2 separate regions of the Homo sapiens genome follow, and region 2 is linked to region 1. A link is a contact called in ENCODE Hi-C or POLR2A ChIA-PET data. All regions are on one chromosome and are shown on one strand. The core of a region is the stretch at or near the end of the contact, and the rest is flanking DNA. Distances in the headings are between cores, read along the strand shown. Region 1 holds the start of TOMM34 (translocase of outer mitochondrial membrane 34). Region 2 holds the start of WFDC12 (WAP four-disulfide core domain 12).

The links. A loop is a pair of places that touch in the nucleus more often than their neighbours do. ChIA-PET counts read pairs that join two places held with the same protein, here RNA polymerase II (POLR2A). Pooled maps may share reads with other maps.
Region 2: POLR2A ChIA-PET joins it to region 1 with 10 read pairs in HepG2. The contact joins the promoter of WFDC12 here to the promoter of TOMM34 in region 1. A Hi-C loop is called at or near these places in 2 of 50 pooled maps. POLR2A ChIA-PET finds 5 or more read pairs at or near these places in 3 of 52 experiments (HepG2 and activated T-cell).

Annotation. Positions count from the first base shown.
Region 1 is chr20:44,959,147-44,964,500 of GRCh38, forward strand. TOMM34 (translocase of outer mitochondrial membrane 34) reads right to left here and starts at 1,251. Exons shown (of 7, transcript NM_006809.5): 1 at 1,061-1,251. The coding sequence starts at 1,187. It overlaps LOC124904912 (a long non-coding RNA gene), which reads left to right. Exons shown (of 2, transcript XR_007067599.1): 2 at 1-391. STK4-DT (STK4 divergent transcript) reads right to left here. Exons shown (of 3, transcript NR_038341.1): 3 at 4,648-5,354. RefSeq lists enhancers at 180-269, 1,050-1,099, 1,110-1,199 and a silencer at 1,430-1,509.
Region 2 is chr20:45,121,433-45,126,808 of GRCh38, forward strand. WFDC12 (WAP four-disulfide core domain 12) reads right to left here and starts at 3,033. Exons shown (of 3, transcript NM_080869.2): 1 at 2,937-3,033; 2 at 2,675-2,833; 3 at 1,993-2,511. The coding sequence starts at 3,015. The coding sequence ends at 2,414.

The sequences.
Region 1 (5,354 bases), core at 1-2,500:
GATCGTGTCTAAAATGTCTAGCACATGGTAAATCACTCAAGAGATGCTAGCCAAGAAAAGGAAAAAAAGGAAGGCGGCAAAGGGAAATAGGTACTGAACGGTGACTCACAGAAACCAGGATCCAAGGCTCCTTTCAAAAGTCAAGGCTTTAACCAATGAGGGTTTCTGATTAAGTCACCCTGGAGAAGGGGCTTTGGGCAAAGGTCTGCGGTATGCTGACGAAAGCTGGACGCTGGGAGAACTGGTAAGAATATGCTATTCTTCTGTTTCAAACTCTCCAGTAGCTTCCCATCCAGCAGCTTTCATGCCAAGCTTCCAGTTTGGCATGAAATCCGAACTCCTTAGCAGAGTTTACAACACCTCCACAATAAATAAGGGTCTGCCTTCCTAACTGACCTCATGTCTTCCTATTCCCTGCCCTGGCTCACTATGCTTTGACCCCTGAAACACACCATGTTTATATCGTCTTGGAGGGGGGGCCTTTCTCATTGCAGTTCACTTCAGGACCGAAAACCTTGTGCGCTTGGCTTCTCATCATTTAGACATCACCTCAAATATCACTTCTTTACAGATGTTGCCCTTGATCTCCCACTCCAGTCAACTCTATCACATCACCCTATTTGTCTTCTTCCTAACCCTGATTATCCCACAGGTCTCGTTTACTTACTGACTCGCTTAAGACTCACGTCCTCCCCACCGCCCCCACAAGAATGCGCTGTCCTTGAGAGAAGGGACTTTTTGTGTCTTGTTACACAGGCGGTATATAACAGCTACTCAACAAATACTAACTGAAAAATGAATTGCTGCGGGGGAGGAGGGTTTAGCTTTCTTCTCAGGGCTCAGAACGAGGCCTAAATAACTTAGGATGGGGGCCAACAGGGCAGTTAACAAGCAGGTGGAAAGAAAGGGCCGAGGAAGTTTCTGGTAGGATGCCGGAGTCGGAAGGGGCTGGAAGGGTGGGAGGGCCGGGCAGGACTGCTGGCCGCCGCGCGAGGCCCGGGCGGTGGTTGCGGGAGTTGGAGGAGCAGGCCCGGAGGTGAGATGGGGGCCGGGGTCGTACCTTGCGCCTGCAGCACCCGCAGCGCGCGGCCGTAGAGCGCGGAGGCCTCGGCGTACTGGCCGTTGCGGAAACTCTCATTGCCGGCGGCGCGGAGCTCCTCCACAGAGTCTGGGAATTTGGGGGCCATCCCGTGGCCAGGCCGGCGAGTTGGGAGCTCCTTCCTTCCTCCCCCGTGTGGTGCGGCACACCTTCCGGGCGCAAGCGCCGGCGGCGAATATCTCCGCCCAACAGCGAACCCGCGGCGAGGGGGCGGGGCCTGCGAGACCTGGAGGCCCGGAGCGTCCCGCCCTCTGCGCGTGCTCGGTTTGGAACTTAGGCTCCCTTGCACGCGGGGCGGCAGCATGCTCTGGGCTCCCTGAGTTGCTAGAACGCCGTGGATGACGCAGGGAAGGAGGCTGGCCCCGCTATCAGGGAGATTATGTCCTAGTGGGGTCCCCACAGGCAATTAACTGATAAGCAAACGAAGACTCTCATTTCATGTGATTAGTGCTGTAAGGAAAACAAAACAGGATAATGCAATGGAAAGTGACCACGTGTGGGCTATTTTAAATAAGGGGATGAAGGAAGGCCTTTCTCAGGGGGTAATAGTTGAGCTGAGACCAGACAAGATTTAGGGAATGCTGTTCCAGCCAGAGGGATGGTAAGTGCAAAGGTTCCAAGGCTAGAAAGTACCTGGTACCTAGTGCTCTATAGATATTTATTTAATAAATTAATGCACAGGTGGATTGATGGTGTCAAAGTCAACATATAGAGATGAATCTCTAAAGTTTAAATATTTTATTTGGCAATCAAGAATTGCAATTCAGGGCTTACACACAGACCAGGTTGTCTTTGGTATGTCAGAAGAACAAAGAGAAGGTTTGGAGATTTTTATAAAACAGAAATGTTACATATTGCTCTTCAAGGAAGTTTACAGGCACTAGTAAAGTGGGGGTTTATCAGCTTCTTGGGGAGCTGGCAAGCTTTGATTGGTAAGTGATAGTGGTGGATAAAACTCAGAATTGTAGCAGGCTGTTTCAGTAGCTATTAGATAAAACTGGTTTTAGGTTACAGCAGGCAGTTTTAGCAGCCAGGCTTGCAAAAAATTACTTTTTTGGAGCAATGTTATATGCCCTGAGTATTTGTTCCCCTGGCTTTTCAATTCTGTCTTAGTTGGATATGACAAGAATGACCCAATTCGTATGATCAGCTTTCAGAATGGATGAAGATCTTTCACAGAGTGTGACTTCAATTTATCTCCAGCCTCATCTGACGACTCTATGTCCCACGCATTGCTATCTACACACACTAAATTCTTGCTTCCTAGCCTTTGCTTGTTATCTCCTTCTCCTGGATTTTTTTTTCTAAATACTTTTTCTCCTGCCTAATCCTGAATTAACTTATAACATTCCATTCAAACATCATCTTCTCTGAAAGCCTTTCCTGCTTCCAGCCCCCTCCCCACCCCCCACTATGCTCCCTTTGCTCCCTATTGGTCTCTAGCTTTATCCCTAACTTTGCATTAGTCACCCTTTGATTGCCAGTTTGTAGTTTTCCTTAAACACTGCGAGGTCTTTAATGGCAGGAAGTGGGTCCTTTTTATCTTTGTTTATCCAAGACCCTAATAGGGTCTGGCATCCAATAAAAGTCATTGATTGATAAAGATCTAGTCTCTACCTTCAGGAATTCAGTTATAATGATCTGCATACACTTAACTCCACCAGACTATAAGCTTTCTGAGGGCTGGATGGCTGTTCCATCTGAAATGCTTCCCCTTGCCCTCTGCCCCGACCAAGGATGAACACTGACTGTGGTGGGAAAACCAGATGAGGCCCATGCTGCTGGCTGGCTACTCAGTGACTTCCATCTTTGCTTCCAGGAGCCTGAATTTTGCCTGAGACTCTCCCAGCCTGGGGAAGTGAATCAGGATTGCTCTAAGCCAATTAGAAAAATGTCATTTTCTCTTGCCAGTGATTCATCAAGGGATGCACATGTGATGCTGATCTGGGCAATGAGATAAAAGGGAGTCTGAGGCTGGTCGCAGTGGCTCACATCTGTAGTCCTAGCACTTTGGGAGGCCGAGGCGGGTGGATCACAAGGCAGGAAATCGAGACCATCCTGGCTAACACAGTGAAACCCCATCTCTACTAATAATACAAAAAATTAGCTGGGGTGGTGGCACGCACCTGTAGTCCCAGCTACTCAGGAGGCTGAGGCAGGAGAATAGCTTGAACCCGGGAGGTGGAGGTTGCAGTGAGCTGAGATTGCACTGCTGCACTCCAGCCTGGGCGACAGAGCAACACTCCGTCTCAAAAAAAAAAAAAAAAAAAAAAAAGAGTCTGCTGAGTGTTTATGGGAAAGGTTTCCCTCCCCATAACAGAGAGGTACTGGGTCAAGTAGCCATTCTTGCTCTTTTTCTGCTTTGGGTAGTGCTGGGTTAAGGATATGATACCTGGAGGTGTGGCAGTCATTTTGCAACCATGAGGCAATAAACACAAGTATGAAAAGCCAACATGCTGAGTAGGATGGGAGGGGAAAAAATGAAATAGATATTGCTGAGTCATTGAATCAACTGCTGACTTATTAGCTTATTAATAAACAATAAAGGCAAGGTGTGGTGGCTCACAGCTGTAATCCCAGCTCTTTGGGAGGCCGAGGTGGACGGATCACTTGAAGTCAGGAGTTTGAGACCAACCTGGCCAACATGGTGAAACCCCATCTCTACTAAAAATACAAACAGTAGCTGGGCGTGGTGGCATGCGCCTGTAATCCCAGCTACTCAGGAGGCTGAGGCAGGAGAATTGCTTGAATCCAGTGAGCCCAGATCACTGGGCTGCTGTGGTCCATCCTGGGCAATACGGCGAGACTCTGTCTCAAAACAAACAGTAAATGCCATGGTGCTTTAAGCCAACATTTAGATGTTTTCACTTGCTTGCAGCTGAATATTTCCTGAGTGGTTTATCGGATAAGTGTAGCTGTGGCAAATTTTATTTTCCAAAAATGGCCCCAATAATATTTCTGGTTCCCCAAGCTCTTCCAGACCCTTGCCACTGCCCTATGAGGAGGTGGAGTCTGCATCCCTTCTCCTTGAAACTGGGTGGGCCTTTGTGGCCCCCCTCCACAGTGGTAATGACATTAAGTATCTTCCACTAAAAGGCACTGCAGCATCCCACTTGGCTCTCCCTCGGGAACATGCTTTAGAACCCAGGCTTTATTTTGTGAGGAAGCTCAAGAAAAATGGAGACGCCCCTAGCCTTCAGACCCAAGTGAGCTTCCAGCCAACAGCTAGCACCAACCTGTCAGCTGTGTGAAATGCCTTTTGGACAGGGCTGATTGATCCTGATTGACACCATAAACAGAGATGAGCCTTCCTGCTGAGCCATGCTCAAATTGTAGATTTCTGAGAAGAAAAAAAGACTGTTGTTCTATGCCTATAAACTTTGGGGTGGTTTCTTACACAGCAGTCAATACCTGGAAATCCCTTCCTGCAGTGCTTCCTATAAATGCCAGGACTGATAAAAACAGTACTGAAATAATTTGAAGGAGGGACAGATGAGAGGGTCAGGGGAGGGACAAGGGAACAGAGAAGTCTTCTGGGAAGAGGTGTCTTTTTTTGTAAAATAGCTTTATTGAGATATAACTCACATATTGAAAGTGTACAATTCAATGCCTTTTAGTATATTCAGAGTTGTATAACCATTACTACAACCAATTTTAGAACATTTTCATCACCCCAAAATGAAATCTCACACCTTTTAATCATCCCCTCCAATTCACCTATGCTCCCTTCCACCAGGGCCTTAGACAACCACAAATCCACCACAGGATTTGCCTATTCTGAACATCTCCAAACCTGCCAAAGCTATGCCATTAAAAGGCACTACAGCAAAGAGCATCATGCAACTTGCATCACACTGGGGGCCTGGCACAGAAGTGGCGGTGGTGGCACCAGGCAGGGCCTGATCCACGGGGTCCAGGGTGACCATGTGGGTCATGCAAATGGCATTACACAAATATGCCATGCTTGGCTAAGTTTTTTGTAGAAAAGGGGTTTCACCATATTGCCCAGGCTGGTCTCGAACTCCTGTTCTGCCTTGGCCTCCAAAAGTGCTGGGATTACAGGTGCAAGCCATCATACCCAGTCCCTTGAATACTGTTATGCAATTGTTCCCCATTTTCTGCCAGGTGTTGGTTTGAGGATCTATTAGGATACTAAAATGTGAGTATACTCATGTACTATAGTTGACCCTGCAGAACCTATGGAAACGAAAAGTCAGCCCACCCTATACACAGGTTTCACATCCCATACTGTATT
Region 2 (5,376 bases), core at 1,783-4,282, 160 kb after region 1:
CTCCATATTAACAATAAGTCTGTTTCACTTACCATTTGTGTGTTTGCTGGAGTAGCTGTTTTAATTGCCTTCAATAACTTTTCCTTTGCATTCATAACTTGGCTAACTGGTAAAAGAGGCCTAGCTTTGGACCTTTCTTGGTTTTCAAACATGCCTTCCTCACTAAGGTTAATCATTTCTAGCTTTTTTTGATTTAAAGTGAGAGACATGACTCTTCTTTTCACTTAAACACTTAAAGGCCACTGTAAGATGATTAATTGGCCTCATTTCAGCATTGTTGTGTTCCAAGGGAGAGAAACAGAGAATGGCCGGTTGGGGGAGAAATCAGAACATATGTGACATTTATCGATCAAATTCACTGTCTTATGTGGGCACAGTTTATGGCACCCTGAGACAATTAGGAAAGTATCATCAAAGATCACTGATCACAGACCAACATAACAGATGTAATGATAATGAAAAAAATTGAAATATTGTGAATATTACCAAAATGTGACACAAAGACACATAGTGAGCACATGCTATAGGAAACATGCAGCCAATGTACTTGCTTGGTGCAGGGTTGCCACAAACCTTCAATTTGTAAAAAATGCAATGACTGCAAAGCACAATAAAACAAGGTATGCTTGTATTGTGGCTGTAATTGTTGTAGCTCCATAATATGTTTTAGTGACTGGTGGTATCCATTACCCTTCATTAGTCTACATTTTCAATTTTCCAGGTTACAAGTATTTTATTGTTCCATGTGAACCTAATGATCATTTTGTTAAGTTGCAAAAACAAACCCTTGTTTTTATCATAAAATGTTTTCAAAAATGCACAAAAGAACAGCAAATACTTTTATGGAGCCTACATACCCATCATCCAGATTCAACAATGAACCATTTTACAAGAATTCCTTCATGCATATCCCCACCCCTTTTTTGGCTGAAGTATTTTAAAGTAAATCCAACCGATCTTATACTTTACCTTTAAATACTTCAGTGTGCATCTCTAAAAACTAAGGACACTTTCTCACATAATGACAATCCTACTGTTACACCTAAGAAAATTAACTGCAGTTTCTTAACATCATCTAATATTCTATTTGCATCTTGTTTTTCTTATTGTCTCAAAAGTGACTCTATGGTTGTTGGTGCACATATTGCATTGGCTGTAATGTATCTGAAGTTTCTTTTAATCTAGAACAATCTCTCCAACTCTTTTTTATTCTCCTTTCCTCCCTCCTTCTTCTTCTTCATGCTATTGACTTGTTGAACAAAACAGACAAATTGTTCTTTAGAATGTCCCATGTTGCTTCCCTGTGATGTCTTTCATCTTCTTTGTCCTTCACATTTCCCATAGATGAATGCTAGCTGTAGAGGCTTGGTGAGGTTCATGCTCAACTGTCTTGGCAGGAGCCCTTCTTGAATGATGCTGTGTGTTTTGTGTTGCATCACCTCAGGAGGAACGGAGGTCCGCTTTACCCATTTTTAGCATTGTGGAGACAGATTAATGTGTTTTCGGTGTGTACCTGAATCCTCAAGTTGTAAACTTGTGTTTTCCCTCTTACAAACTGTAAATATACCACAGGGTGATGAAATGGCACCCTGTAAATATTCAGAAGCCATGGATAATCATTGCCAGAATCAATTATTTCATTAGGGTTTGCAAAACCCAGTGGGTTTTAATTTTAATTATATTTCAGGTATAAATTATGCTGACCAAGGTGAACACTTTGAGGAGGCTTCCTGCTTGGGGAAGAGCATATCTTTTAAAAAACATTTATTTATTTATTCTGTAGAAAAGTTTAGTCTATTTATCCAGATCTTTTAAAATGTCATTTAATAAAGTTTTAGGGTTTCCTTTCAGAAAATTTCTGTACATCTCTAGATTTATTTGTAGGTATTTTATATTTTATTCACTTTGATAATGTTGAATAGGATTTTTTTTTTTTACTATTAGGTTGTCTTAGCAGGTTTGGGCTGCTATAACAAATTACCATAGACTGGGTGGATTATAAACAGCAAATATTTATTTCTTACAGTTCTAGAGGCTGGGAAGTCCAAGATCAAGGCACCAGCAGATTCAGCATCTGGTGAGGACCAGTTTCTCTTCTCTGACAGTGCCTTCTAGCTGTGATCACACATTGCAGAAGGGCAAGGCAGCTCTTTGGGGTCTCTTATAAGGGCACTGGTTTCATTCATGAGGGGTCCATTCATGAGCATTAGGGAGGAGCACCAGGTAGAGAGGGAAAGTACCGTCCCTGGGGTCTGGACTTTTTGTGACTCTTCCCTCTTTTTGGGGAAAAGGACTTCAAGCTCAGGTTTTCTTTGGTGGGGTTGGGTATTGCTTCTTCCATATTCCAAGTCTCAGGACCCTCAGGGGCAGGTGCCAAGTGAGAGTGACCCCCAGAGGTAGAAAGGACCCAGCATCATTTCTGAGGACACCTGGTAGAGGAGGAGCCTGGACACTTGGCCTCCCATCCTGGCTCAGGGTATGGCCTTGACACATCTTCATCCTTGTTTCCTCCTTTGGACAATGGAGATGTTCAGACTAGGTGGTCTCTGAGGGCCCTGCCAGCTTTAGCCATCCCTCCCCACACCAGCTAAAGGGACTAATTCCTCCGAACTTTCATGGGTCAGATAGAGGCAGGGAAGGGACAGCCCCAGCCCTGGGAGGCAGGTCTCCTTACCTTCTTCCAGTTCCTTCACAGGAATCACACACTTGAAGCCACAGTGCAGGTAACAACACTTCCTTTCCCCCAGACAGTCCTGGTCTGTGTGACACTGGGGAGGATCGGACTTGAAGCAGCGTACGTTGTCAGCTGGGCAAACCCCTGCTTTCTCTATACCTAGTGGAGGAAGCCACAAGGTGATATGAGAACTCCAGCCCCAGAGGGCCCCTCAGGACCTCTCCCCAGCCCAGCCCCACCCAGCTCCACCATGTCTGCTCACCCTCTTTAACTCCTTCCACAGCCACCAGGGTCACAAGAACGAGAGACACCATGAGGACCAAGAAGCTGCTGGACCCCATGTTGCCAGGCAGGTGCTTGGCTGGGAGCTGGGCTGAGCCTGGCTTTATAGTGTTCCTGCTGGGCATGCCAGTGGGTGGAGCTGAAGGCTCAAAATGGCAAGGGAGGCTGCACTTCCCAGCTCTATTTGGAAATGGCCCCTTCTGAGGAGGGACTTGGGGCTTTCCCTAAGGCTCTGCACTGGAATAGATGAAGAAATCCAAGAGCGACCCTCGTTCTTCACACGAGGAGAAGAAATGGACACGTGATTGACCATTAGGCGCCACCAGGGCCAAACTATCTTATGGAAGGAGGAAAAGAAGCACAGAAAGGGCATGAAATTACTCAAGTTCACACACGAGGCAGTGGCAGGGCCAGACTTCCTCAACTCCACCGTGTTCTCTATCAGTCCCTCTTCATGCCTGATTCACCTGGGACCAAAATCTTCCCTCCTTCCTGTGCTGCCCCGGACTTGTTCTCAGTTCTCACCTCACCCCAAGGAAGAATCTGAATGGCAGTGCTTAAAATGTCTGTCCTGAACATTCACTCTCAGCCTTGCGCTCCAGCACCGTGTGCTCCTGCCCCCCGCCAATCTCATGTGGCCTGGAGGAAAGCAGATTTTGGACCTGTCACCAGCTGTGTGACTTTGAAAGCAGCTTCACCTTTCTAAGCCTCCGTTTCCTCATTCATACAATGAGCATAATAATTATACTGTATCATCTTCATAGGATTTGTTTTCCCTCCTCTGCCCCTGCATCCCCCAAATTCCTGGATTTGGAAGAAGACATGGACGTGTGTGCGTGTGTGTGTGTGTGTGTGTGTGTGTGTGTGTGTGACCAGGCTTTTGGGGTCCTTTCTTTGAATGAGTACTAAAGGGAGGAAAATCCTTCCTGTTGGAAAAGTTGCAGATATAAGCCCAGAAACTCCAGAAATTTGGTCCTGGCCCTGGTGAGAGAGAAATTCTGAGAAGATAAATCTAAGATGCTGATAAAAAGAGATGAGAGATGGACAGGGAGTAATTTAGAGGATATCTAGTCCTTCACTAAACTTTTTCCTGAGATCAGCCCCACTCATACCCAGGGTTATGTTACCACCCAATACATTCACCTTTCTGCCTAAGCTGGTCTGAATTGGATTTCTGTCATTTACTAACAGGACCCCTGAGTAATGCAAAGATTTGGGTTTGGGGTGTTCCACATCCTGAAGTGTGGAAGGGACTGAGTTGGGGTTAAGTGGAGGCAGGGAGGATACCTCCATTCCTGGAAGTGAGCCTACTCCTTATTAGGTGGTGAATCTTTGGTTACAATCTCACCAGTCATATCACTGGACTCAGATCATTTGGATACCAGGGATGGAATCTGGGAAGTTCATAAACAAATACTAGAATGTTGGAATGTATTGGCTATTTCCTCCTCCACCTTTTTATTATGAACTTTTTAAACATACAGAAAAATTGAAATAACAGAACAATGATACTTGTATACCTACAACTGGATTTAACAATTATTAATAGTTTGGGATATTTTAGAATACCTATAGCTACATTTGTTGAAATATTTGAAATGAAATTGAATACATTATGTTCCTATTTCCTAAATACATCAGCATGCAAATTCTAAGAATAAGGATATTCTTCAATATAATCACAAAGCCATTATCATATCTAAGATAATTAATAGTTTCTGCATGTCATCTCATAGCCAGTTCATATTTGTTTCTCCGGTTCTCCCCAAAATGTCATTTGTAATTGACTGTTGATGATACTTCTTTAAAAAAAGTATTGTAAAATAAATCCTACATATGAAAGAATGTAATCAACATTCTATACCTTTTGAAAAAGAATAATAAACACCTATGAACCTATCAATTTAGAATAGGACATTACCATCCCTACTTCAGAGGTAACCACTATCTTGAACTTTCTGTTAATCATCCTCATGTTTTCCTTTAAAGTTTTGCTCTCTTGCTATGGCTTGCTTAGTGATACGTGTTGTTTAATTTCGTGTAAGCGTAATTATGGCCTAAGTATTCTTTTGTATTTTGCATGCTTTGCTCAACACCGTGTTTTTTTAAAAAATTGTGGTAAGAAATATATACTATAAGACATGACCTCTTAACATATTTTTAAGTGCATACTAACAGTATTGTTAATTGTGGGCACAGTGTCATACAGTAGGTCTCTAGAACTTTTTCATCTTGCATGACTGAAACCCACTGAATAGCAACTCCCTATTCCCCCCACCCCCAGACCCTTGGAACCACCATTCTGTTTTCTGCTTCTATAAGTGACTACTTTAGACACTTCATAAAAGTGGAATTATGCCATATTTGTCCTTTTGTGACTGGCTTATTTTGCTTAGCATAATGTCCTTGAGGTTCACCCA